Regions from separate parts of the Homo sapiens genome. Here regions 1, 2, 4 and 5 are each linked to region 3. A link is a contact called in ENCODE Hi-C or POLR2A ChIA-PET data. All regions are on one chromosome and are shown on one strand. Each heading gives the region's core, a stretch centred on a gene start or an enhancer-like site at or near the end of the contact. The rest is flanking DNA. Distances are from core to core; before and after follow the strand shown. Region 1 has its middle 64 kb from the start of LINC02304. Region 2 has its middle 18 kb from the start of LINC00618. Region 3 holds the start of BCL11B (BCL11 transcription factor B). Region 4 holds the start of LINC02299 (long intergenic non-protein coding RNA 2299). Region 5 has its middle 79 kb from the start of LINC02304.

Region 1 (4,748 bases), core at 711-3,210, 2.1 Mb after region 3:
GGCTGCAGTAAGCCAAGATTGTGCCACTGCACTCCAGCCTGGGTGACAGAGCAAGACTCTGTCCCACAAAAAAAAAAAAAAAAAAAAAAAAAAAAAAAAAAAAAGTAAATTCTGCAAAGAACAGAACAAAGTTAAACTCTTCCACGAATAGAGTTGACTGGAACATCCCCTCTGCCAGGCACCAACAGGTTTCAGTTTTTCATTTTTTATCTGATTTAGGCTAATCAGTGAGATTCTTCATCCTCCCCCATTTACTGCACACTTAATCTTCATAATAGCAGTCCCTGCAGGTATCTCCTAAATTAGGGAACTTAGAGTTTGTCAAGATGTTTACAAATATGTGACCACCTTGCATCCTTGAAACGACCTGCAGCCAGGTATGTGTATTTTGTGTATTGTGTATGTAAAAGGCATATATTACTGTTTTTGGAGTCTTTTTCAATTTCACAGGAAAAGAAATTAAGGCGCAAAAAGTTAAGGAATTGGCCTAAAAAGTCACACTGCAGCTAGAGAATATCAATTCAGGATTTTTGACCCCAGGGAAAGAGTGAGCTTCTAATTACAGCAGGGAGAGGTTGGGGTTTGGGGAGATCCTATGGACGGACCAGAGGTAAAGTTTGAACTAAAGACCCTTAAAGCTCTTGCCACCCTAAGTTTTATAAGGATCTCAAGGGCCATTATTTTGCTTGGCTATGCCTCCTGGTCTTGCGGGCAGGTGGCAGGCACTGCTGAATAGTGGGAAGGGCAGGATCCTGGAATCACAGGAGGCCCTGCACAGTTCTGGAATTCCATAAAGAGAGTACAGCCTTATGATGCCCCGGGGTTGTAGAGATATGCATATATGTGCGCACACACACACACACACACACACACAGAGCCATAGCTAGGCGTGGTGGAAGAGTGCACTGGGGACCCAGGACACTGACTTTTCTCTCCAAGAGATGTTTGCCAGGGCGAGGCAGGCAAGAGCTCGCCCCTGTCCCCACCCACGCCTGGATCCAGACGAACGAGGGAGACCTTAATTCACTTTACCCCAAAATGAACCCGACCCCCAGTGACAGTGGGTGGAAAGGTAGGAAGCTGAGACAGCCGATGATTGCCCCTGGAGATAAGCAGAGGTAGTGGCACTGGCAGATCTTGATCTGGCGACCCGCTCCCTGGTCGTCTCCTCCGCGGCCAGGCGCATCCTGCAGCGCCCAGACCGCCGCGTCCCCACCCGCGTCCCCAACCGCGAGCGCTCGCCTGGGCCGGGCCGGGCGCCCGAGATTCGGGAGAGATTAGGGGCCCGCAAAGCAGAAGAGCAGATTCAGAAAGAAAAAAAAAAAAGCGAGAAGTGCGAGAAAAATATACTGAATTCAGCTAAACACACGGCAGATGAAAAAAATACCTTGCTCAGAAGCCAAAAACGAGCTCCCGAGCCGTGAGACACTGTTGCGCCCCCGCCAGGCGTGCAGGCCGGATGTTAGGGGGGCAACCTCGAGGCCCGATGGTGGCTTCGACCCCAGGGCGGACCTGCGCCTACCCTCAGCCCCTGCAACTGCGGGTCAGGAGAAAGGGACCTGCCATGGCGAAGAAAACCGAATCTTCTCCAATTAGGCTTCTCCTTAAAGAGAGAAAAAGTAGGTAGTTGGGCAACTTAATCCAATCTGGGACTCGGGACGTGTGCTTGGGCGCTTCCCGGGCAGCTGGCCGGAGCGTGTGGGTTCGGAGCTCCCAGCGCTGGCCCCGCGCTGCCCCTCGATGCCACCAGCAAACCCGCAGGGCGCCTTGGCGCAGGCTCGCGTTTGCAGAGCCGGCCTGGGAAGCGGAACTCCCTCCGGTCCCGATGACCAGGCCTCTTTAGGGTCCTGGCTCAGGCTGCCTTTGTGGGACAGAGCCTCATGAAGGGACACAGAAACAGAGACAGCCTCTGGGCGGCGCCCCCGGGATGTGGCGTTTCTGTGCCCCGGGGAGGGGGCACCACCCCTGCCTATGCGGAGCGATCCGGACGCTGCAGGGGTGACGCCGGGCAGCGCCCGCTCTGACCTCCCACGGCTTTTAGAATTATTAGTGTTGTTACTGTTGTAGTTAAATTCTTCACTACCACGAAGTGAGAGGAAAATTCCGAATCCAGTCGTCACTGGGGCCCTTCCCCCCACCCCCCCACCAGCCTTTCCTTTCGGACCCTCCTCCCCCAGGAAACCAGGAAAATGTTGAGGCTTCCGGTCCCCTTTCCCCCTCCGCCTCAGAGTTGCAAGGGCAAGGAGTTTTCTCGACATCACCAGCAGCAGGTGTTTGGAGAGGAGGGGGCCTAATGCAGGTCGCCACCCCCTCCCCTTTCGGATGCCACCAAAGCCTCCATAGCTAGGGCGCGTCCTTCTGGATCTTCTTTCAGTTTCCCCGGGCCCTGCAGACCAGGACAGCGACTTTCCAGCAATCCTGGAGCATTTTGCTTAAAAAAAAAAAAAAAAAAAAAAAAAAAAAGTGAGCTCGGTTGCTGCCGTAACATAAAAGCCCCCTTTGATTTACAAATAGATTCATACAACCGCAAGAGCTTGGATTTGTTTTGAGGTTCTTGGTACTTTTCTTTAATGACAGAATGCCAAACAGGTAAATCGAATAAAAAAAAACTTCTAACACGAATAGTGCCAGCAAATAAAATTGTGCAACTGACAGTAATTAAAAGATTTAGAATAAGTAAGTATGCATTGTGTATTTCAGGCAGATGACCACGTCCCAAGACACAATGTTCCATGTGGCAAGCACTGCCTTTCAGTCAGCACAGTGAGGGCATATCCCCATTTGATGAGCCGGCCAAAAGTCTAAGTAGAGACCCTCGGTGAACAGGAAGCCCGGAGGGGCTGACCTTCGTGACTCCCTCCACAGGCCCTGGGAAAAATATCAGAGGCCAGAATTCAACCCTCTCACTACAAAACGGTTAAACCAAGACTGTTGGGTCTTGACTAAGCCAGAGATTGACCCAATTCTCCGGACAGTTATGCAATCGTTTGCAGCACAAAAACGCAATGTCCTACCTGTGAGAGATATTCTTCTTCTCAGTCCCATTCTACAGATGGAAAAAACTGAGGCCAAGAAAGAGTAAGTGACCACACCAAGCACTTCTCCTAGGAAATGGCAGAACTGGAACACTACAGATAACGCAGCACCTCTTCTGAACCCACTGCAGATCTGAGAGATTGTGTCAATTCTTCCCATCCACTTGGGTTGGTTTTTCAGTTGGCTATCCTTCTGCCGAGATACCTGAATCCCAACCCTCATCCCTGTGGAATTTGAAAGTGGATTTTCTGAACCTTTGATTAAAATATACAGTTTTTAGTTTTGGGGTGGTTGAGTTTTTGGTGGTTTTTTTCGCTTGTTTCTTTTGGTTTTGTTGTTTTTGCTGTCTCATCTCCCCAAGAGAAAAACAGCTCCAGAACAGGAAGGACTCCCTCGAGAAGCACCTCGGAGGGATGGGGTTAAGCCAGCAGGTGTGCCGGTCTTGGCATTCAAGGCAAGCCAAAGTACTGGATCTGACGGGTTTTATTGTTTTAAGAGGTACAAGTTCACAGCTTCCTGAATGGAAGTCTCTTCATTTCTTGGAGCCAAGCTTAAATGCCTTTAAAATCTTGGCCTGCCGTTATCCTGTAGCTGTTAATTAAGCTTTGAAAACTTTACATTATGTTTACAGTGCACTGTGCGAATTGCAAAATAAATTAGAACCCGAGGCAAAGAAATTGGAGTTTTCAATAAATGGAACAAAAACCGGAGAGAGTCGCTTTTTAGATAATGTGAGACTCGCTATTTCTCACTCTGATATTTCTTTCTAAGGGGGAAAATGGACTTTGAAAAAATAAACTTTTGCTTCAAAATGTAACACTTACGGGTTCATGGTTTTTCTTCTGCATGGCAGTCTGAGTTGAATAATTCTGCAAAGACAAGGGAGTGATGAAGAAATAAGGAGAGAGTAAATGAATTGTGTGAGAAATGCGTCTCTTTGCAAGTTAGGCAACAGAAAATACAAGACGGCATTAACCATTCACATAGTTAAAAGCAAAAACAGAAAACAAAACTACAATATGGTTTAATTTGTGTCCTAAAGAAGATTCCAGGTAAATTTTATATTTGCTTTTGATTTTTTTAAGCAACCTGTGCTAAATTCAAGGGACCAAAAATAGCTTTAAAAGAAGAGCATAAATAAAAACCCCACACAAGGAAAAACAGCTGATGTTTTTCAAACCTCTAGCCCAGAAGATACTCTTCAGATATATTCTTCAGAACATTAATACTCAATTTTCGAAACAAGGTATGTATGCTTTCTTCCTTCCATAAGTTTCACATTTGGAAAAAAGTGAGCTTAGGAGAGCTTGAAAACTGACCCTGAAAATTATTGTTGTAAAACTGAGCAAATACATAAGCTTTAATGAACAGAAGAAGCAGGAGGCCCTGTGTTTGCATCAGATACATTAATTTTGTTTAGAAATTCTGCCAAATGGATAATTCACAGCAATTCAGTTCTTAAAGTTTTAAGAGAATGAAGAGGAATCTTCATTCTGACTTCTTGAAATATTCGATAATTTGTTTTAAAATTAGAGATTTGCTTTCTGCCTCTCCAAACAGATGCAAAACTGATATAAATTTTAATCGTGCTGGCAGTCCAAGTATACTGTTTATTCAAGTCTTGTTATAAAACTCTAAGTGAAGAAAAAAATAGGAAAAGAAAGACAAAAGAAATTGAATAGGAAGTGTCTCCTAAAACATACCTGGTTTAA
Region 2 (5,339 bases), core at 962-3,461, 2.3 Mb after region 3:
TCTTTTAGGACCGGTCTCGATGGTTCTCCATTAATCTTGGTTGTGCAGCTCACTGGTGTCCATGGGAACAAGGGGTTTTAAATTTCCCCATTAAGAGTGGCAACTTGAAGGAGCAAGACCAGGCACCACCCAAAAGGGCAGTGGCCTGTGCAGCCTTCACTGTCTCTAATGACCAATGCCCAAGCCCGATGGGTGGACCAGGAAAGCTGTCCTTTCTTCAGGTCAGGACCAGCAGGCAGAGGGGAGCCAGGAAGGGTCCCAGGCAGCCTGAGGGGGCTGTTTCCACAGCCCACAGCCCGAGAAGCCACATGGCCCTGTGGGAGCTGGGCTCATTTACCAGAAGCTTGCAAAGGGGCCATCCCCCACCAGGTCCTCCCAGCACACAGCCGAGGGGGCCTGCTGAGCATGTATTATTACTTAAAACCTGGCATCTAAGTGGGAATAACTGAGTTCCCGTCATCATTAGGCCGATTAGCGCCATGATAAACCCTCACAGATCATAAGGCAAAATTACAAAACATCACTTCTGGAGCTCTGAGTCGGCTGAAGGAGCTCCCGGCTGCCTGCATTTTCAAACACCTCCTTTCTGAATTCAGGCCCCCAAATACCCTGATGTCTTGACAGAACCATTTCACTGTGTAGGCAAATTGTCACCTTTTACACCAGGGCATCTGTCATTTTTATACTCAATGCTGCCTCTCCTTCCTCCTTGCTTGCCTGCTCTCTCTCTCTCTCTCTGTCTGTCTGTCTATCTCCCTCTCTCTTTCTCTGCCCCCAGTCTTGGTACAAACCCCTTGGGAAGCCAGCACCCTATCCAGGAATGGACTCATATATCTCCTGCATTATACTTACACAAAAAGAAAAAACCCTCGACAAGTCAGAAATGATGTATCTCCAACATCATTCATCTCCAGATTTTATTTTTATGCAGAACTCAGAGCAGCTTGTCTTGCATTCTCTCACATTCCCTGAGATTAATTCTCACTATGGGACTGTGATAGGATTGTGAGGGTGAGAAGACATCCAAGCTCAACAGGAAATAAAATGCAACTCAGTAACTCCATCTTCAGCCACTCAGACCAATTCCTGAGGGGATGTTCCTGGAGTAGCCATCCTTCTCTTCAGGTGGAATACTCCCCCAGAAAGAGAGAGGCAGGGGAGTCCATCATCTACATATTCATCAATCCTCCATTGGACATTTGACCAATGAGTAAAATTGAACAGCTACTAAGTGCCTAGCACTGGAGGGTCACAGTAGGATATAAGTGACCAGAGAGAAAGACTTAATATTCATAGCAAACTCTACCACTTAAAAGCTGTATGACTGTCTTACTCTATTTTCTGCTGCTATAACAGAATACCACAGACTGGGTAATTTATAAAGAAACAAATTTTATTTGGCTTGTGGTTCTGGAGACTGAGAAGTCCAAGAGCATGTCACTGGCATCTGGTGAGGGTCATCCCATTGCAGAAGGGCAGAAGACAAGCTCAAGGGCAAGACAGAGACAGAAAGGGAGCCAAACTTATCAGGACTTCTGCAATAACTTCTGCAATAACTAACCTACTCCCTAGATAATCCATTCATGAGGGCACAGCCCCCTTGGCCCGATCACCTCTTAAAGGCCTCACCTCCTAATACCATTATAATGGCAATTCATATTAACATGAGTTTTGGCGGAGACATTCAAATCACAGCAGTGACCTTGAGCTATTACTTAATGTCTCTGAGCTGCAATGTCCTCAACTGCGAAAAGGGGACAGAGTGTGGCAAGAATTACATGGCATAAGTATTAAAACCTCATCACAGTACCAAGCACATGATAGGTAATTTGCATTTTTATTATTGGGCTAAAAAATAAATTAGGCTAGTCTCTGCCTATCCTCAGGAAGGGTGGAGTCCAGGTGGGTGTCACAGGGAAACCAGTACCAAAAAACATGATACAAGAAATTAGCAAATAATTGTAAGCAAAGATGAATCACCCTGACTTTAGAAAGTATCAGTGGGGATTGAAGTAATCAGTGAAGTGACAGACACACCAAGATATCATCTCTTATTCAAACCCTACCCTTCAGAGCTCTCTGCTCTGAGACACTGGGTTAGGCTCTGGAAGCTGCATTTTTGTTTTCTCTGCTGCTCCCTGGTAGGCTTGCAGAAAAAATGAACTTGCACTTCCTGTTCTTCTGTCCTTCCTGTTTTGCTTCTTCACTCCAGCAGCAGCAGTTCCTTCCTGCAGCCGGAACTGAATCTAGTTTGAATGTTTTCAGTACCTATCAGACCAGCTTTCCTGTGCACCACGCTAGGGAGACCAAGTTTTAGTGCTGAAAGTTCCATACCCTAGGAATTCCCTCCATCCCAAGGCAAACCAGAATGGTTGGTCACCCTTCTCATCTCAGAGACACCAGAACCAGCCAAGCAGTGCCCGCTCCTCAGAGGTCTGGGTTCAAGCTCCACAGGCTCTGCTGTGCTTTCTAAGTTCTAGCAATTCTACCTGCTTCCTTTGTCCCCAGCCCTGGGAGGGTGTTAGGCCATTTTCTGCAAAAACAGAATACCACACACCGAGGAATTTATAAAGAAAAGAGGTTTATTTGGCTTATGATTCTGGAGCCTGGGAAGTCCAAGAGCATGTCACTGGCATCCAGCAAGGGTCATCCTATGGCAGAAGGGCAGAAGACAAGCTCAAACCCTGGGGCTGCTTCCTGCTCCCATGATACCTTAATGTGCTCTTTCTAAGGACCTGATTAACAATCTCATAAATAGTTAACACTTCTTTCTTACTAATTGTAGTAAAATATACATAACACAAAATGTACCACTTTAACCATTTTTAAGTGTATAGTTCAGTGGCATTAAGTACATTCACAGTACTGTACAACCATCAATACTCTCCATATCCAGAGCTTTTTGTTTGTTTGGTTTTTGAGTTTTTTGTTTTTTGTTTTTTTTGAGATGGAGTCTCACTCTGTTGCCCAGGCTGGAGTACAGTAGCACAATCTCAGCTCACTGCAACTTCTACCTCCCTGGTTCAAAAGATTCTCCTGCCTCAGCCTCCCAAGTAGCTCGGACTACAGATGTGTACTACCATGCCCGGCTAATTTTTTGTATTTTTAGTAGAGTTGGGGTTTCACCATCATGGCTAGGCTGGTCTCAAACTCCTGACCTACAGTGATCCACCTGCCTCGGCCTCCCAACGTGCTGGGATTACAGGCATGAGCCACCATGCCCGGCCAATCTTCAGAACTTTTTCATCTTGCAAAACTGAAACTCTGTACCCATTAAACAACAACTCTGTATTCCCTCTCCCCTACCCTGGCAATCACTGTTCTACTTTCTGTCTCTACAAGTTTGGCTGCTCTAGGAACCTCATATAAGGAATCATACAGTATCTGTCCTTTTGTGTCTAGATTATTTTTCTCGTATGTCTCCAAGCTTCATTCATGTCACAGCATGTGTCAGAATTTCCTTCCTTTTCAAGGAAAGAAATAATATTTCTGAATAATATCCCACTCTATGTATATAACACATTTTCTTTGTCCATTCATCCATTGATGGACCCTTGGGTTGATTCCACCTTTTGCCTGTTTTGAATAATGCTGCTATGAACATGGGTGTGCAAATATTGCTTTAACACCCTGCCTTCAATTATTTCGGATGTATACCAAGAAATGGAATTGCTGGTTCATCAGCTAATTCTATATTTAATTTTTTGAGGAACCACCATAATATCTTCCACAGAGGCTGCACCATTTTACATTCCTACCAGCAAGGTACAACGGCTCCAATTTCCCCACTTCCTTGCCAACATTTGTAACTTCCTGTTTTGCTGGTAATAGTTATTCTAATGGGTATGCAATAGACCACTACTTTATGTTAGATTTGCTCTGTTGGACTAACAGGCATGGCTCCATCTCCTGGTTGGGCCCTAGCTGATACAGAAGGCTTCTAGGAGGAGCTGCAATTGGAGCAAATCATTGGAGGATGAGGCACCTGATGGGTGCTGAGAGGGAGGGCATCAGGGCAGGACTAGACTGTTGAGGGGAAGGGCCAGAGAAGAGCAGGACTGGACCCTTGCCAGGTTGGGGTGAGGCCATGCAACTCACATAGCCAAGCTGGATTCTATTCTCTCAGCAACCTGTCCCTGAAGCTGAAGTAAGTGTCCTCTGACTGCAAATCCAGCAGTGTGCTCCCAGATCAACACTTCTCTAAGCATCTAAGGAGCAGACCTAGGAAGCCTCTAATGAAGTATGTGGCCCGCTAAACAAATGCAAAAACTGAGGCCTACAGGGAGGCAGTAACTCAGCCAAAACACCCTGTGAGAACTCAGCCTTCTTGATTCACTCCATCTCATAGCACTGGTCTCAGTCTTTCTCCTACATACCACCCTCTGTGTAGAGGAAAACACCTCCTTTGCCTTCCCAGGCCCAATGGTGGTGGTAATAGTAACAACCAGGTTGATTGAGTGCTGACAATGGACCAGGCACTTTACATGCATCATGCCACTGTCCAGCCTCAGCATTGTCCAAGGTCAGTTCTATCACTGTTCCCATTTTACAGATGAGGAAACTGAGGCTTAGCAAGTTTAAATGACCTGGCTGAGCTACAGAAGTAGAACCAGGATTGGAACCCTGCAGTCTGACCCCAAAGCCCACATGCTTTGGCCATTCCACCCCTCCCCTCTGCGCTGTGGGAAGATGTGAAATTTTCCAGAGGAAGGACCTGAGTCCTCATAGCTGCATGCCCCCAGAGCACTGAGAGGGGCTGAAACATGGATGCTAGGAACTTTCCAGCAACAGCTGCTGATGGTGAGTTGACTTAGCGCTCCCATGGCAACATGTGGAAGGCAGAGGCAGTAATTGGGAGAGACAGAGAGAGCCCAGAGCCAGGCAGACCAGTCCTGTCAAAAGTCCTGGACAAGGCAAGAACTTTCTGTATTATTTTTTCTGCCCATATTTATTTAGGAATGTGTTTTTCCCCCAAGCTCTTTCTGAGGCTGTGGTGAGGAGGGCAGGCTGTGTGGGCTGAATCCAGGGAAATGTGGACTCACCTGCACAGAGGCCCATGCCCGCTTCTACCCTGCACTCAGGACTGGATCCCCAAGGGCCCTGATGGGGAACCATGGCACTGGGCAAGGCTGGTCCAGCAGCCTGATACCAGCCCTGGGTTGGAGAAGGTGAGCAGCCCGGCCTTCCAGCACAGGCAGGTGTAAAGGCTAGGCTCCCCCAAGCACCAAGATCCAGAATTTGACACAGCTCTCCTCTCTGCCCAGGGCCTCTCAAAGATCCAGTGAAAGCCCCAGACCTATTTCTTACATGCCTGGGGGGTTTGTAGAGCCCCCTGAAGC
Region 3 (5,008 bases), core at 750-3,249:
GCTCACCCTCTCTGGGCTTCACATCGCTAGTTCTCAGAAAGAGAGCGCGAGTTGATCTTTCAAATTTAGAGTCCGGGCGAGTAGGGATGGCCAGTTTATGAATGTCTTAAAGAAGTTTATTAAAGGTGCGTGTGGGCATATTTTTTTTAAGCCACTTTCCTGGAAAGATTTTCCCGGTGAGAGGGATGGCAGAAGAGGGAGGCCCTACTAGACTTTGGACCACGTGGAGGTGGGGTGTTGGGGGTGGGCAGCCGGGTGCAGCCTGCCCGGCCAGGGCGAGGAGGTGCAAGTCCGCGCCCCGCCCCCGGTCTCCATCCGCTCGGCCTCGCGTCCGCCCACCGTGGAGCCCACAGTTTACAGAACTGCAAGCCAGGGCACATTTTATTGTTATTATTTTTTAGGGTATGGGACTGGAAGGGATCTCTTTCTGTTCTCGCTCACGGACTCTGGGCGCTGTTAAATTGTTGGTGCCATCGCCCCACCCAAGACCTTCGGGACGAAAACAAAAACCCCCGTGTGCCCCCCGAGGAAAAGGCCCCGAGGGAGGCGGCGCTGAGGCGTCACGGCCTCGCCATGCGCCCGGGTGAAGCCGCCGGAGCCAGGCCTGGGGGCGGAGTGGGGTGGGTGCAGCTGGACTCGCCCGCGAAGCCTAGCCGGAGCCAGGCCCCGACCCGCCCTGGCCGCCTCCAGAGAAACCCTGAGAAGGGAGAGGAGGCCAGCCGCGTGGCGCGCCCAGCCCTGGAGGCCAGGTCATCAAATTGACAAAGTTGGCCACAGCCTGGGGAATGGGGGGTGTCCACGGGGGCCGTGGTCTGGCCTTGTCCCCGGGCCACGGAGAGGCCCCACAACTCCTCTTGTCCTCGCCGGTTGGAGATCAAACGGCTGACAAGGCAGCTGCGTCCTTCCCAGTCTGACAGGCATTTCCAAGTCCTACCCTGGGCCGAGGAGCGCGGGGGGCGGGGTGTGACTTCCAGGTTGCTGTGATTGTCAGGGGCGCCTCCTGGAGTCACCCACCCGAGTATCTGCGGAGATTTGGCCACACCTACTCCTGGGCTGGCAAGTCCAAGTCCCTCTCCCACGTGGAGCGCCCCGGTCCCTTTACCCTCTCGCTTGCCATAGACCCAGTTTAGGAGGTGGGGTCGTGTTTGACCCCAGGAGTTAATCGGGGTAAGGTGAGGGGAGGGGACAAAGATTTGAGTGAAAATCCTTTTCCAAGTGGGACTCAAACAAGGTCTCAAACACTTCTCACCCCCTCACGTGCTCTTGATTCTGTTGTCTTAGTGTCGTTTATTTTGTCATCCTCACCCTCCCAGAGTCTGTAATACCAGGATTTATATGGAGACACTTTTTGGAAGTTGAACTCCAACATCTACTCCCCTCCCCTCGCCGCCCGCGACCATAAAACAAAAGTAAAAACTACCAAGCGACTTTTCCAGGGAAACGAAGCGATTCTTACTGTCCCCCCAACTCCCATGTCGACCCCAACCCTTTTCCACAGTCCACGCCCCCACCCCCAAAGTCCAAGTCCGAAAGAGCTTTTGGGTGGGTGGAGACTTGCATTGATTCAATTTAGTTCACTCACACAGCACCCCGCCCCCCTTCTCAGGGGGTCCTGCTCCCAGGATGGAGGAGATATAAGGACGATTTTTCTTTTATTTTAAAATAAGCTGCCCAGTGGCCCCCCCCAACCCCCTCCCGCTGTTGCGCAGCCGGGGCTCGGGGGAGATGAGCGCACAAAAACGCGGTTTGCACGTGTGTCCGGCTTGGGCTGCGGGTGTGCGCAACTGGCGACTGTGTGTGTGTGTGTGTGAGTGTGCGCGCGCGCGCGAGTGTGTCTCTGTGTGTGCTTTCTTGTTCTCTTACAGGGTACAATGTTAAAAAGCCACCGCTAGTCGCCCCCAGTGCTCCGACTCTCTGGGTCTTTTTGTCTCTAGTGCAGATTAAACGTCACGTCCGCACTTGAACTTGAATTTTATCCCATTGTACAGAGGCAGCCCCAGCCATAGAGAGACCGAGAGCTCCCAGAGAACCCGGACTCCGCCATCTTCACGTTGCAATCTATAGCTCCCAGTCTGCGCCCGCACCGACCCAGGCGCACTGGGCGAGCCGCCCCTCCGCCCCGCTCCCCCCGGGCCCGCGGCGCCAGGGGAGCGCTGGGGAGCGCTCGCGGGGACTCGGCAGCCCCTCCGGCCGGCGCCAGCCTGCCAGGTGAACTGGGAAGGAGCCTCTCCTGGTGTCCCCCCAGAGCCTCGGAAGGGTCAGTCTCCGAGAAAAAACAAAAACAAAAACAAAAACAGGCAGCCCGCAGAAAACCCAGAAACAACCGAACCGGGGCAGTTTTACATTGCTTTGGGTTTTTTGAGGGGGCGGGGTGAGGGGGTACGAGACAAGTCCCCAAGTTTTCTTTGCTTTTTTTTTTCCTTTGCTTTTTCTTCTTTTATTTTTTTATTTGTTTGCATTTTTTTTCCCCTCCTGGTAGAAGTGCGCTTTCCACCTACCAGACCCTGAAAGAAAGTGTCAGGAGCCGGTGCAAAACCCAGTTTAAGTTCAAGAAGACATTTGCAAGTGCAAGAGGCCAAGCAGTTTGAAGAAGTGTAAGAGATTTTTTTTCCTTCGAAAGAATATATTTTTAAAGAAACCAGCCAGTCCGCGGAAAGCAACAGCAGTTTTTTTTTTTTTTGCCTCTTTTTCTTATTTTAGATCGAGAGGTTTTTCTTGCTTTTCTTCCCTTTTTTTTCTTTTTGCAAACAAAACAAAAAACAGCATAGAAGAAAGAGCAAAATAAAGAAGAAGAAGAGGAGGAAGAGAGGGAAAGAGAGGAAGGGAAAAAAAACACCAACCCGGGCAGAGGAGGAGGTGCGGCGGCGGCGGCGGCGGCGGCAGCGGCGGCAGCGGCGCGGCGGCGGCTCGGACCCCCTCCCCCGGCTCCCCCCATCAGTGCAGCTCTCCGGGCGATGCCAGAATAGATGCCGGGGCAATGTCCCGCCGCAAACAGGGCAACCCGCAGCACTTGTCCCAGAGGGAGCTCATCACCCGTAAGTGTCTGCGGAGTGCGCGCGAGGGGCCGGAGATGGGGCTCCGGGCGTCTGGGGCTGGGGACACCGAGCCCGGAACAGCCGAGCCTGGCCAGGCGCCGGGGCCGCCCGCTGGCTGGCAGAGTCTACGGCGTCGGCCTGGAGCATGGCGGGGGGCGGGGGCCATAGGAAAGTTTCTTTGCAGCCCGGGGAGTTGGGGCGCCGAGCAGCCGGACGCGCCTCGGGCTCGGGGGCCTGCGGAGCCGGCTCCGGGCCGGGGAGGGGGCATGCAGGCTGGAGGAGTGTGTGTGTGTGCGCGCCGAGCCCGGCTGGACGCTCGCCCCTCCGAGCGGCGTGTGTGGCGGCGGCGGCGCTGGTGGCGGGGTTTGGAGAGGAGGGGGAGGGGGCTGGGGGAGCGGAGGGGGAGGGGGAGCCGGGAAGTGGGGAAAAGTTGGCGAGCGCGTGGGTCCGCGCTGACGGCGCGGGCGGAGGAGAGCGGGGTGCGTTCCGGCTGGGGGAGCCGTAGGGCCAGGGGCGGCCGCCGGCTCCGGGTCCCCGGTCCCTGCGCCCGGCCCAGCAGGGTGCCGGCCGCGCCAGTCCTAGGATTCCGCAGCCGCCTTTCTCTCCCCTCCTCCTGCTATTTGCAAAATAATCCAGCTGCGCGGCTGTTTGCCGGGCTCAAGCCCCCCTCCCCACCCCCCACTTCCCCACCTCCGTCTGTCTCCTGGGATGATCTTGTCTTCTTTCCCCCACTTCAAAAAAGGTGGGGGGATTGGGGTTGGTGAAAAATCCCCGCCACGAGGAAAAAAAAAAAGGTTGTCAGTTAGGAGTGGGAAGAGAGTGATGCGCTTGTAAAATAGTAAAAGAAAAAAAAGAAAAAAAGGAGACCCATCAATCTCGTATCCATCTTTCTATCTCAGTATCTTTCATCTTTCCTATCTAAATAAACAAGGCAGGTCGCAGTGGAAATCCACCGGCTGAAATCGTGTCGATTTCAAGCATGTGGCTGGGCGGGCAAAGTCAGGCAGCGGGGCAAGACAAGCAGCAGCTTCCACCGTCCCTGTTGGGTTTATTTAGCAGAGGGGAAAAGCGAGCGCGAGCGGGCCAGGTACGGTGTTTGCAGGGGAACCCGCCCCGAGTCCCCGCACACTTGCACCGGGAAGGTGGCTTTGCGGCGCTCCCCGCCCGCCGCAGCCCGCGGGGCGGCTTCTTCGCTGCGCGCGAACATTTCCCCGCCGTTCTTTCTCTCGCGGTGCCTGGGTCGCCGTTCCTTTTTTTTTTTTTTTTTTTTTTTTTTTTTTTTTTTAACTGCAATAGAAATAAAACATCCTCTGGGTGCCATCGAGACCGCGGGCAGGTTATATGCTTGCAATCCGCCGCGCACCTCGCCGGGCTGGGGCCGGGCTGCCCGCGCGGAGCTCGAGAGGGCTGCGCGCCCAGTCACCGCAGAGGACTGGCTGCCGGGCGGCCGAGAGCCGAATATTTATGTTATATTTTAAAAAATTTAAATAAATAAATAAATATATAAAGTGGTTCTCCCCTCCCCTGAAAACCCAGCATAGGAGCCATCTGCTCGGAGCAATTGCTGTTGCCATCTCTCCTTTGTTACAGCAGATACATTAGTAAGAATTTGTGGATTTATTATGATTTTTTTTGGGGGGGGGGGAATAGAAATTAAAGTGGGATTCGCCTTGGGAGAGGGATGCCTCTTTGGAGGAAGGGAAGAGGACTTCTCTTTTATTTTTCGCCGTTGTAACACCAAAGAAGACTCGCCGGCTGCGTTTAAAACAAAATGTTTTGCAGCTAGATTTGAGCTTGGTTTGATCAAGGTCTTTTTTGCCAGTTGACATTTCGATCCTTTACCAAGCCACAGCAATCGCTTATTCTACACCCTTCCCCCTTTAGATGGGGTGGTTGTTAAAACGTCTATACTTGCAGAGGCTTAATTTCTCCAGGAGGCAATTTGCCCCACGTAGCCTCTGTATAATTGCAAG
Region 4 (5,423 bases), core at 279-2,778, 2.5 Mb after region 3:
CCTGCAGACCAGAAGCTCAGGCAGCAAGATCCAGTGGAGACTAATTCCAAGACGCTGGACGGAAAAGAGGTGGCTGGCATTCTAGATGACTATGCTAGAGGCCTGTGGCTCTTCTGTGAAACTCCCTGGGGAACAGGGGGCAGAAAGAATATAAACAGAAATATGAAGTTGGAGGCTGAGAAACAGAAAAGGAGAGAAGAGGCAGGGCCTAGTGGCTCAGGCCTGTAATCCCAGCACTTTGGGAGGCCAAGGCGGGCGGATCAGTTGAGGCCAGGAGTTCCAGACCAGCCTGGCCAACATGGAAAAACCCCGTCTCTACTAAAAATATAAAAATTAGCCGGGCATAGTGGCGGGCACCCGACAGTGAGAGCCGGAATCGCGCCACTGCACTCCAGCCTGGAGGGAGACTCTCTCAAAAAGAGAGAAAGAGAGAGAGAGGGGGAGAGAGAGGGAGGGAGAGGGAGGGAGACAGGTAGGGAGGGGAGAGAGAGAGAGAAGAAAAAGTTACAGGGAAGAAAAAAAGACAAACGGCGAGAATGCTGTAGGATGGGGAAAGGCAGACAGAGCAAAGTGGAAGTCAGAAATTGTGATCCGCTGCTCTAAAATAAATCAAACAGGGAGAAAAGAGAGACTCAGGGGTATGTGGACAGAGAGTAGAATGGGGAGGCACAGGACAAGGGAGTCCCCCAGGCCGGAACAGGCCAGAAAGCCAGAACCTGGTCGAGGGGAGGGGGCGAGCAGAGCGGCGGGGAGCAGACGGGAGAGAGGGTCGCGCCGAGCCGCGAACACCCGAGGAAAGGCAGCCCCGCCGCGCCACTTCCAAGGGTCCGGGCTTGGGCCACTCGCCCCATGCCCAGGGTTCGGGGGCAACACCAGCGGGCGGCCGCAGCCAAGGAAGGGGCTCCCCAAAGTTTGCAATAAAATCACCCACGCCCGCCTCCGTCTCGGAGGGACTTCGTGTAAATGCACGAGCCCAGGCACCCCCTCGGCCCCTCGCCCCCCTCGCCCCCCAGCCTCTGCTGCAGCCCGGGCTGCTTCTCCCGCGGGCGGGTGGTGCTTGGAGGCGGCGGCGGCGTGCGGGCCAGCTCGTGGTAATCCCCGATGCTGACGCTAGAGGGCGCGCAAAGGTTGCTGCGCCGCGCCAGGTCTGCGAGGAGCGGCGGGTAGAAACGCAAAAAGCGTAGGGCCTGCGGGTGTCGGCACCAGCAGTGGGGTGCTAGGGGCTGGACAGTGGGGTGCCGCGGAGCCGGGCAGTGGGGTGCTGGAGGCGCTGGCCCGGATGGCTGATGGGAGGGTGCCATGCAAAGAGGTGTTGCTCACTTTATTTATTTGGAGAGAGGTTGCCCCTGCATTAAATCTTTGCAAGACTGAAACAAGCCGGTGCAAAACTAAATGAGAGACAGGCGGAGGCAGGCAGGGCAGGAGATGCCCCACACCTCGCTCCCTGGGTTATGGAACCCCCAAAACTGCTTTGGGGGAGAAATAGTCTGATCCCACCAGTACTCACCTCTCCACACACACGCACGTCCTTTCAGAATGGGGTTGGGCGGGGGAGGTGGTGAACTTTAAAAGGCTTTTAAAGGAACAACAACAAAAAAAAAAAAGGTTTGCACAAGGCTGAGGTACTTGAAATGATTTTTGTGTTGCAAATTGCTATGCTTTTACTGAGGCGCTGATGAAAATAAATGAAGCTCCTCTCTCTCTTTTTGCTAATAAATGAAATGAAAAAAGCGCCATTATTATGCCACCTGCTTCTAATTCCTAATTGTGGTAACTTAATTCTCAGATTGTTGTTAGCTGCTTAATATCGCAGGCGCACAAGCAAAAATAAAAATATGAGGGCCGTTTGGGTCTTTTTTGGCCAACGAGGTGGAAGGTGCTTGGACTCAGTTTTTTGTTTAGTTTGGTGACAGTTCCCACAGTGAAATGTGTGCACGGTATTGGAAGGGAGAAATCTTTATTCTCTTCAGCATCCCAAGGGGAGCTCAAAAGGAATAAAAAGGCTTCTGAGCTGCTCAAAACCTAAATAAATAGTCCATGAAAAATGATCAGTGACAAGGTCCGTATTTTTTCCATACTGAAATAGAATGGTGCATATTTCCTATAAAAGAAGAAAACATTAATTTTTATAAGCTGGTTCCTAAATGCCTTCTATGAACCTCTGAACCACACAGTTCCCAGCCTGGGCATTGTAGCTGGGTCCCTGGCTGAAAAACCTTTCTTTCGGGTGTGTCACAGATGACAGGTAAACTCCTTCCCAGTCATTATTTCCGGGCCCTCCAGTCTAGGGAGGTGGGGATGGCCATGGGGCGGGGGGCGGTGGGGGGGGGGGGTGCGATGAGACTCTTAAAATTTCTCCCAGGCAAATAGAAATTAGCAGATCTGAATCACAATTCTGTGAAAGTCAAGAGCTATATTTAGCTTCTTCTCTTATTTTCCATTAAAACCAAGTTTTTTTGTTTGTTTTCCCTGGTCTCTCTTATTGTTGGGAAGTTCTGGAGTATCAGACTTGTCAGGAGAGTGTGAGAGAGCCCGAAATAAGTACAAATTTAGGAGAGAAAATGCCATATTTCTCTGGTACAATTATGAAAGGATAGAATATTGCCATACACTGTAACACATTTTTTTTTCTTCTCTAGTTCCAGGCAAACAGCTAAATAAACACATAATAAGCATTTAATCGAGAACAATTTGTCACAATGTTGCTAGTCAACAAGACAGAACTGCCTTCTGTGAAACCGAATAAAATCAACTTAATACTTCATGCCCTGGCCTCCTTGGCCTTTGAGTTTTTCACATGAGATGCGTTTGTCCCTTATGACTGTGAATGAGAGTACCTTGGAAAATGCTGGCTCAATTGCATCCAAGCCAGTTTGGGGCCTGCCGGGGAAAGCAGCCAGACAGACCTTCAATCCCAGTTCAAACTACCCTCTAAGTGTTGCAGTGACACATGGCAATGTCCTGTTGACCATAAAATCCCGTTCTAGCAGACGAGAACACTGTCCAGCTCTAAGCAGAAGGGCAGCCCGCTCGAGCAGACCGCGAGATGCTGCCCAGTCCAAAACGTGAGCAAAGTTCACAGGGGAGAGAACGCAGCGCAGCCGCCCCGAGTCAGCCCTGAAGCAAGAAAAACCAAAAGAAAACACTTGTGAATGAAACTTAAAGCTCTCAATGGAGCTGGAGCAGCAGGTGCTGTTTAAATAACCAAAATAAGGTTGCAAGCAACAGATCCTATGTTTGCTGGGTTCTTTCCTATGCTGCATGACATTAGAAAGGGAGTGTGTAAAAATATAAGGCTACATCTGCAGGCAGAGCTAGGCTGATGGTGAGGAGACGCAGCAAATGAACCCCAAATTCAGGAAAATATGCAAAAGGTTTGCTCTTTAAATTCTACAGGAAAACAGAAAGTGGAAAATATGTGTGTCTGGGTTGTAGTGAGGAGGGATAGATGAAACATAGAATGCTAATGTGTCTCATGATCAACCGAGAGTATCTTATTTACATCTTAAGCTATTTGTTGCTGATTTTCCATGCAACTGTTTTGTACTGGAATTCTCAAAGCTGAACCAGAAGCATTTAAATGACCCTGTACGTTTGCTGTGTGTCTTCTAGAAGGTGTAGACACACACACGCGCGCACACACACACACACACAGCCGGTCCCACATCTATGTGCATAAGCCGCATATACTCCCCCTTATCTCTACAAATCTCTGCCATCTCTATATTCCCAAACACAGGAGAATCTATGTATTTATTTCTCTCTTGAACTCGACTATGCAACACAAGTCAACACTCTTAAATGTCATCTTTTAATACCTCATGTAAAAGGCAAACTTTTCCTAACATGCTTTTCTCCAATCCTATTTAATGAACTCCCCTGAACACTGCATGTACCCAATTTCATCTGTAGAGGTAAGGCATAATATTAAAAAAATTTTTTTTTGGTATTAAAAAATGAAAGGAAAAAAGCAGGGGAAATATTTTGAAAGTCAATTAAAATTTTGTGTACGTTTTCATTTTTTAATGATAAATTAAGTTACTAATTTTGTCCGTGCTCTTTGTAGACACTGCAGGTTTAATTGCTAATTGTTAACTGCGAATGAATACATTTGCATATTAATTAGCTCCCAATTTACATTTTTAATTTGCTTCCTTCAAAAGGTGCAAGATAAAAGGTCGTGTTATTTTAAATAATTTATGCTTTATTGCATGAAATACGCTAATATGAAATGTGCCTACTAATTTTAACCCCTTTTCTAAGAAGGAAAATGAATACCATTAAAAGGGGAAGGCAGAACTGGTGGTGTTTTGAAAAACAACATTATGCTACGTTGTACCTCAGCAGCAGAACTGCTTTTTCCTGCAGTCTCCTTAGGCTGAAAAAATGAATGCATTTTTTTCCTTTACCATCCGTTTAAAAAGTGATAATATATTTGAAGAACAAAACAGCTGCAGTGGGGGGAGCCTATCAGTCCTTTATCCAGGAAAAGATAGACAAAATGAGTCTTGTTTTCTAGTCAATATCGCCAGCAAGTGGAAGTCCTCCCAACACCGCCCCCCCACCCTGCAGTGGAGACGCCTCCAGCAGAAACCGCTTCTCCCCACGCCAGTCTCCTCACCCACCAAAAGAAAGTTTTGCAGCTCACATCTTTCTCTAGGCTTTGGAATCCAAGTTCCTCGCCCTGGCTTCCTGAAAAATCGTGAGGTGGTTTGCACAGGGGAGAGTTCATTCTTTCCCAATAGCTGACCAAAGAGGTTCTCAAATTGTAATTTTCACTCTTCATCCCTTGTCAGTCAGCTTCACTGTAAGAAAATAAAAGCCTATTGTTAAAGTGGTGATATTAATACATCATGGTTTGGACAAGAAAACTAATATTCAGTTCTGAAAGGGGTGTACAGATTGGTATATTTTGACCATTACTGGAAACATCTCCTTTTATTTTCTTCCTCTTTTTCTTTTGTATGATATTGTTTTGAGACATACCTACTAAAATGGTGCTAATATTTCACAGAGCTTTTAAAATAATTTGTCTAAGCATGCATTAAAAATTTTTTAAAACAGGGCTTGGATACTAGAAAATATGATTATGGAAAAATATATGTACAATTTGGAGGAAATTGAAACCTGTCACTTTGTTCTCTGGGTTACTGCTGAGTCTCAGCCTTTTTATTGTGTCTTATTTTTTGCAGATGGAACCCAAGCCAGACTTGTGGTAAGAACCTCCTAGCTGAGGGCCACCAAAGATCACACTCGCCAGGATTAGTTTATGTAGATATGCAGGCAAATAGCACTGGGTAGCCTCGCTGCACAGATCCAGGGCTCTGACCGAAACCCTCTCTTGTTCTGACACCAAAACACCCCCTTCCCGACCATGTGGGACAGGCCTGGGATGGAAACGCATTCGAAGTGTTAAGCAATGG
Region 5 (5,234 bases), core at 40-2,539, 2.2 Mb after region 3:
CAAACTGATTCCCCAAATCCACTTGGATCTCCACATTGTTAAGTCACATCCATTACACTGCTTTATAGTCGCATTTGTATTTTTTATTATTAATGCTATCAATACAATATTTATTCACCATGAAATAGCCTTCCACTTGGGAGGGAAATATGTGTACTTGTAAGTGCTCCTAATCATATCAAGCTCTGCACACGCTGGCTGGCGGATTGATGATGACTGGAACACATATTTTTTGAATAACAATAATGATCGCCAGTTATTGAAGTCCTACTAAGCACCAGGCTATGCCTTACATTCATTATCTCTTTAACCTTATCAATAATTATATCTTTCTCAACTTCATTTTACAGAAGGACACACTGAGGCTCAAGAAGGTGATGTAACTTCCCAAACATCCCACAAATAGTCAGTAAGGAACTGAGTCTTTGATCCAAGGACTCCCTGTTTTCACACAATTGCCCAAGTGCCTTCTAGGATCTATGGGGGGAAAGGCCAAAGCCAAGCATTCAAGATTGAAACCAAAACAACACACAAACATATCGCTCACTCTAATTGCGTCTCTTTCCTCATGTATTCTTCACCCAGAAATTGCCATCGTATCCATTTCAGTTTCATGCGAACTAACGCAGGCATCTGGATCACAAAGGCAGTGCGGCAAACTCACCTATGCTCTGCACATTTTGGAGAACATCCCCCTCAGTGATCTCAGGCCACATTTGATGACACCAGCACAGGTTACTAAAAAAGTGTCTTTCTCCCTTCCAGGCAGCAATAAAGGCAGCGTGCGCCATGTTGCTCTGCAAGTTCCCAAGAATTAGTAACATTTGAACAGACAATTTCTTGGTATCACTCCACTTCACCTCTCCCCACACCTCAGCCCTGCCCACCGCCAACCTCTCCGGCCAAACCCACCTCCAGGCAGCACAAATATTATTGACAATGCTAGGTGACAGCAGGAAACAAAACATACACCAATGATGAGGGTTGCCAGATAATGTACAAGATGCCCAGTTAGATTTGAATTTCAGATAAACAAGCATGTTTTTAGCATAACCATGTCCCCAAGAAGTATGATGGGAATTCACATTTAACCAAGCACCCTGTATTTTTATTTGCTCAATCTGGCAATCGTATCAACTACGTTAGAGAGAAAACTTCTACTTTCTCGGCTAAAGCTCCTTTTTTCTCTTGGCCCCTTTCCAGACCACTGCCAGGCCTCAAAGGAAGGGAAGTGGCTAATGTGCTGAGTCAGACCTCAGGACGCCCCTGGTCTGAGCTTCATCAGCCGGTAGAGTTTCTCTGTCGTCATGGCCAGTGTGCAAGCACACGCTTCCCTCCGGCGCTTCCACTTGTCAGGCACTAAGCAGACCAAAGCTGGACCTGCTGGTTTTTTTTAACCTGTTCCAACTCTGCTCTCCTGCACCTGGGTGGGGGACACAGGCAGGCCATCCCCTGCTCACACAGCCATCTTAGACTTAGGAGGGGTCATGGGAAACAAAGGTTTGGAGCCTCCCCTGCAGAGTCCAGCTGCTCTATCAGAGGGCCCGGCACCGGCGATGTCGCAGGACCTGTCATTTGGGTTAGGCACCTGTGGAGAAGGATCAATCCCTCCTCCAAAAACCTCCTCGAGGAGAAGAAATGAGGAATGAACCAGGCCTGAGCTCCGCTGAGCCCTGCTGTCCAGTGACCTGCAAAGGGGCAGCTCTCTGCCCAGAAACCGCAACACACAGGGCCAACCGCTACAGAACCTCAAACAGCCTGATACAGAGCAACATGCACAGGGCTCTGGGTTTCTCTGGAGAGTGGATCATGTGGACAAGATCAATAATCAATGCTTACTGGGGCCAATAGTTAGTGGGGCTGATATAACAAACCCATAAATAACTCTCCTCTGTTCTCTTCCTGAAACCCAACCCGGACCAGCACCAACCAGCTCTTTTCACGCTAGTGAACTGGTTATTCCTACAGATGAGTCCATTGGCATAAGGTCACTGATTTCCTTAAAGAGCATGTGCCCTTGCCATTATTTTCAGTGAGGGACCAATGAGCGGGCTACTTGAAATCTGACCCCAGACTTCAGATGGCCAGGGGCTTACAGGCACAGATCAACGTACAGCAACATTCTTTTTTTTTTTTTTTTTTTTTTGAAACAGAGCCTCGCTCTGTTGCCCAGGCTGGAGTGCAGTGGCTCTATCTCCGCTCACTGCAAGCTCCGCCTCTTGGGTTCACGCCATTCTCCTGCCTCAGCCTCCCGAGTAGCTGGGACTACAGGCACCCACCACCACGCCTGGCTAATTTTAATGTACAGCAACATTCTACCTGTGCTCCCTGATAGCATCTGACCAAAACCTCCTGCTAGCCCTGCACAGGGACAAATCTCTGTGCTGTTCATTTTCTCTTCTCTAAAAAATGGCTTATCCACTATGGAAAATAGTACACAGGTTCCTCAAAAATTAAAAATAGAACTACTACCTGATCCAGCAATCCCACTTCTGGGTATGTATCAAAAAGATTTGAAATTAGGATCTCAAAGGGATCTCTGCACTCCCATGTTCACTGCGGCACTATTTACAGCAGCCAAAATATGGAAACCACCTAAATGTCCATTGATGGATGACTGGATAAAGAAAATGTGGGGCCAGTATAGCAGTTCATGCCTATCATCCCAGCCCTTTGGGAGGTCAAGTTGGGAGGATCACTTGAGCCCAGGAATTGGAGACCAGTCTGGGCAATGTAGGGAGACCCTGTCTTTACAAAAAATAAAAATATTAGCCAGGTGTGGTGGCACATGCCTGTGGTCTCAGCTACTTGGGAGGCTGAGATGGGAGGATCGCTTGGGCCCAGGAGGTCGAGGCTGCAGTAAGGCATGGTTGTGCCACTGCACCCCAGCCTGGGCCACAGAGCAAGACCTTTCCTCATTAAAAAAAAAAATGTGATGTATACACACAATGAAATATTATTCAGCCTCTAAAAAGAAGGAAATCCTGCCATATGTTACAACATAAATGATGCTAACAAAGGACAAAGACTGCATGATTCCATTTATATGAGATATTAAAATAATCAAATTCCTAGAAACAAAGAACAGAAGGTGATTTTCAGGGGCTGAGGGAGGGGAAAAGTGGCATTGCTATCAATGAGTACAAAGTTTCAGTTATGAAAAATGAGTAAGTTCTAGAGATCTGTTGTTCAGCCTTACACTTGTAGATAATAATACTGCACTGGACACTTAAAATGTTTTAAGAGGGTACATCTAAAGAATGGACACATAGAAGAGAACAACACACACAGGGGCCTTTTGGAGGGTAGAGGGTTGAGGAGGGAGAGGATCAGGAAAAATAATTAATGGGTACAAGCTTAACACCTGGGTGATGAGATAATCCTTACAACAAACCCCCATGACACAAGTTTACCTATGTAACAAACCTGCACATGTACCCTGAATTTAAAATAGAAGCTAAAAAGAAAAAGATGGTGGATCTCATATTAACCGTTCTTATCACAATAAAATAAATTTTTTAAAAAAGAAAAAGAAAAACTTCTCTGTGGTTGAGGCAGGAAAGAAGAAAAGTCAGCGTCATGCCTATGTCTAGAGGACCCCAAAGTGCAGAAAAGCCAGAGTCAAAATGTGTAACTACTGTCCAGGAAGCGGGAGAAAAAGAATCAGACCAGTGAGCTATTTTTAGGTGCATTTGTCCTCACCACATAATGCAACTTTCAAATATGCTTCTATTTCTTCAAGTACAGTGAGTCCCCAGACACCCCCGTTCACACACTGTGTGCTGCCTGTATCGGAGAAATATCTGCTTCTCACAGATAATCAACCCTCCTAATTAATAACACAAAGTCACAGGAGGAGCTCTCTAACTGAAACCGCAGCGGGGAACAGATAAGAAAAATATACTGGAGGTGTGGAGTTGTGGGTTGTTTTTTTTCCCCCTAATTCCCTAAGTCCTGCCAGTATTCTATGATGTCTTATAAATTCCAGAATAATGAAACATGACACAATGTAACCCAATGTGAGGCGTCAACATGACATAAGCAAATGCAAAAGGATTCAAGATCACCAAGCATGTCAGAAATACACGCGGAATTTTCTTCCTCCGCCCCTACTCCTGGGTGACAGGGTTTGGAGATTGGGATCTGTGTGATAATGACGGCTGCAAATGAGAAGAACCGCCCCACCTTTGTGTGGGCACCTTCCTTGTTAATGGCACTCAAGATGCTTTGTAGACTTCATAAAGCTAAGAACCAGGTAGTCACATTTGGAAAACAAGGGTCATTTCACCTGCCAGGGACCACACACAGACACAGTCCTGCCTCTGTTTGCCAGCTGTTACCACCAAAGCCCCATCAACAGGCTAGCCTCCTGACCTAAAATTACAGCATGTGGAACTTTTCCAAGGAAATTATTAATTTAAGATTGTAGGAACTTCCCTGAAAACACTGCTATTTTTATTAGTGAATGGATATGTGTCTGGACTATTTGGTAAATGGTAGAAAATCACATTGGCATTTGCCATCCCTCTACAGTTGTCTAAGTATTTTGCTTAGAAATAGTCCCTTTGGGCCGGGCGTGGTGGCTCATGCCTGTAATCCCAACACTTTGGGAGGCCAAGGCAGGCAGATTGCCTGACCCCAGGAGTTCAAGACCAGCCTGGCCAACATGGTGAAATCCCGTCTGTACTAAAAATACAAAAATTAGCTGGGTGTGGTGCCGTGTGCGTGTAATCCCAGCTACTTGGGAGACTGAGGCATGAGAATCACTTAAACCTGGGAGGCAGAGGTTGCAGTGAGTCAAGATCACGCCACTGCACTCCAGCCTGGATGACAGAGCAAGACTCTATCTAAAAAAAAGAAAAGAAAAGAAAAGAAGAAAAAGGAAATAGTCCCTTTGGATTCTCACAAATTCCCTACCATGTGGGTTCAGGCCCATCTTGTGGATGGGAAAACTGAGGCCCAGAGGAGGATGTGGCTTGGCAAGATGGAACAGCCTGTGACCAGCAGGGCCTGGACAGGCAGACGTCCTCTCGCTCGCTCAGGGCTCTCTTCATGGCACCAAGCTCTCTCTCCAATTCAGCTCTCACCCATGCTGGTGGTTCAGACACCATCCCTCCCCCATCAGGCTATCACAGCCCGCAGGAGCTGCAATTGAGCTTTTGAAATATCACAATATTTATCTTGCTTGGATTCAGGATGTTGTTGAAGCTCATCAGAAACAGCAATCTGGGGAC

The links. Hi-C counts contacts between places; a loop is a spot of excess contacts on that map. ChIA-PET counts read pairs that join two places held with the same protein, here RNA polymerase II (POLR2A). Pooled maps may share reads with other maps.
Region 1: a loop to region 3 is called in a map of A673, with 13 times the contacts of the local background. The contact joins the enhancer-like site here to the promoter of BCL11B in region 3. A Hi-C loop is called at or near these places in 1 of 168 maps with a recorded cell type or tissue (A673) and 4 of 50 pooled maps. POLR2A ChIA-PET finds 5 or more read pairs at or near these places in 4 of 52 experiments (A673, activated CD4-positive, alpha-beta T cell, activated CD8-positive, alpha-beta memory T cell and 1 more).
Region 2: a loop to region 3 is called in a map of naive thymus-derived CD4-positive, alpha-beta T cell, with 6 times the contacts of the local background. The contact joins the enhancer-like site here to the promoter of BCL11B in region 3. A Hi-C loop is called at or near these places in 1 of 168 maps with a recorded cell type or tissue (naive thymus-derived CD4-positive, alpha-beta T cell) and 4 of 50 pooled maps. POLR2A ChIA-PET finds 5 or more read pairs at or near these places in 2 of 52 experiments (T-cell and naive thymus-derived CD8-positive, alpha-beta T cell).
Region 4: a map of mammary epithelial cell shows a loop between it and region 3 (7-fold over the local background). The contact joins the promoter of LINC02299 here to the promoter of BCL11B in region 3. A Hi-C loop is called at or near these places in 5 of 168 maps with a recorded cell type or tissue (IMR-90, PC-3, endothelial cell of umbilical vein and 2 more), 8 of 37 single-sample maps with no recorded cell type and 15 of 50 pooled maps.
Region 5: a loop to region 3 is called in a pooled map, with 2.8 times the contacts of the local background. The contact joins the enhancer-like site here to the promoter of BCL11B in region 3. A Hi-C loop is called at or near these places in 1 of 168 maps with a recorded cell type or tissue (A673), 1 of 37 single-sample maps with no recorded cell type and 2 of 50 pooled maps.

The regions. Positions count from the first base shown.
Region 1 is chr14:97,216,008-97,220,755 of GRCh38, reverse strand. No RefSeq gene overlaps it. Among named protein-coding and RNA genes, the nearest start is that of LINC02304, 64 kb to the right of the region's middle. Within about 2 kb of position 1,960, at least 2 of the 41 ENCODE cell types and tissues checked have a DNase peak (open chromatin) inside an H3K27ac peak, as active enhancers do; they include A673, where a contact is called at or near this core.
Region 2 is chr14:96,959,368-96,964,706 of GRCh38, reverse strand. No RefSeq gene overlaps it. Among named protein-coding and RNA genes, the nearest start is that of LINC00618, 18 kb to the right of the region's middle. Within about 2 kb of position 2,211, at least 5 of the 41 ENCODE cell types and tissues checked have a DNase peak (open chromatin) inside an H3K27ac peak, as active enhancers do.
Region 3 is chr14:99,269,188-99,274,195 of GRCh38, reverse strand. BCL11B (BCL11 transcription factor B) reads left to right here and starts at 1,999. Exons shown (of 4, transcript NM_138576.4): 1 at 1,999-3,035. The coding sequence starts at 2,978. RefSeq lists a silencer at 2,073-2,152 and an enhancer at 4,692-5,008.
Region 4 is chr14:96,737,296-96,742,718 of GRCh38, reverse strand. LINC02299 (long intergenic non-protein coding RNA 2299) reads right to left here and starts at 1,528. Exons shown (of 4, transcript NR_146552.1): 1 at 1,508-1,528. RefSeq lists a silencer at 977-1,026 and an enhancer at 1,362-1,862.
Region 5 is chr14:97,073,551-97,078,784 of GRCh38, reverse strand. No RefSeq gene overlaps it. Among named protein-coding and RNA genes, the nearest start is that of LINC02304, 79 kb to the left of the region's middle. Within about 2 kb of position 1,289, at least 4 of the 41 ENCODE cell types and tissues checked have a DNase peak (open chromatin) inside an H3K27ac peak, as active enhancers do; they include A673, where a contact is called at or near this core.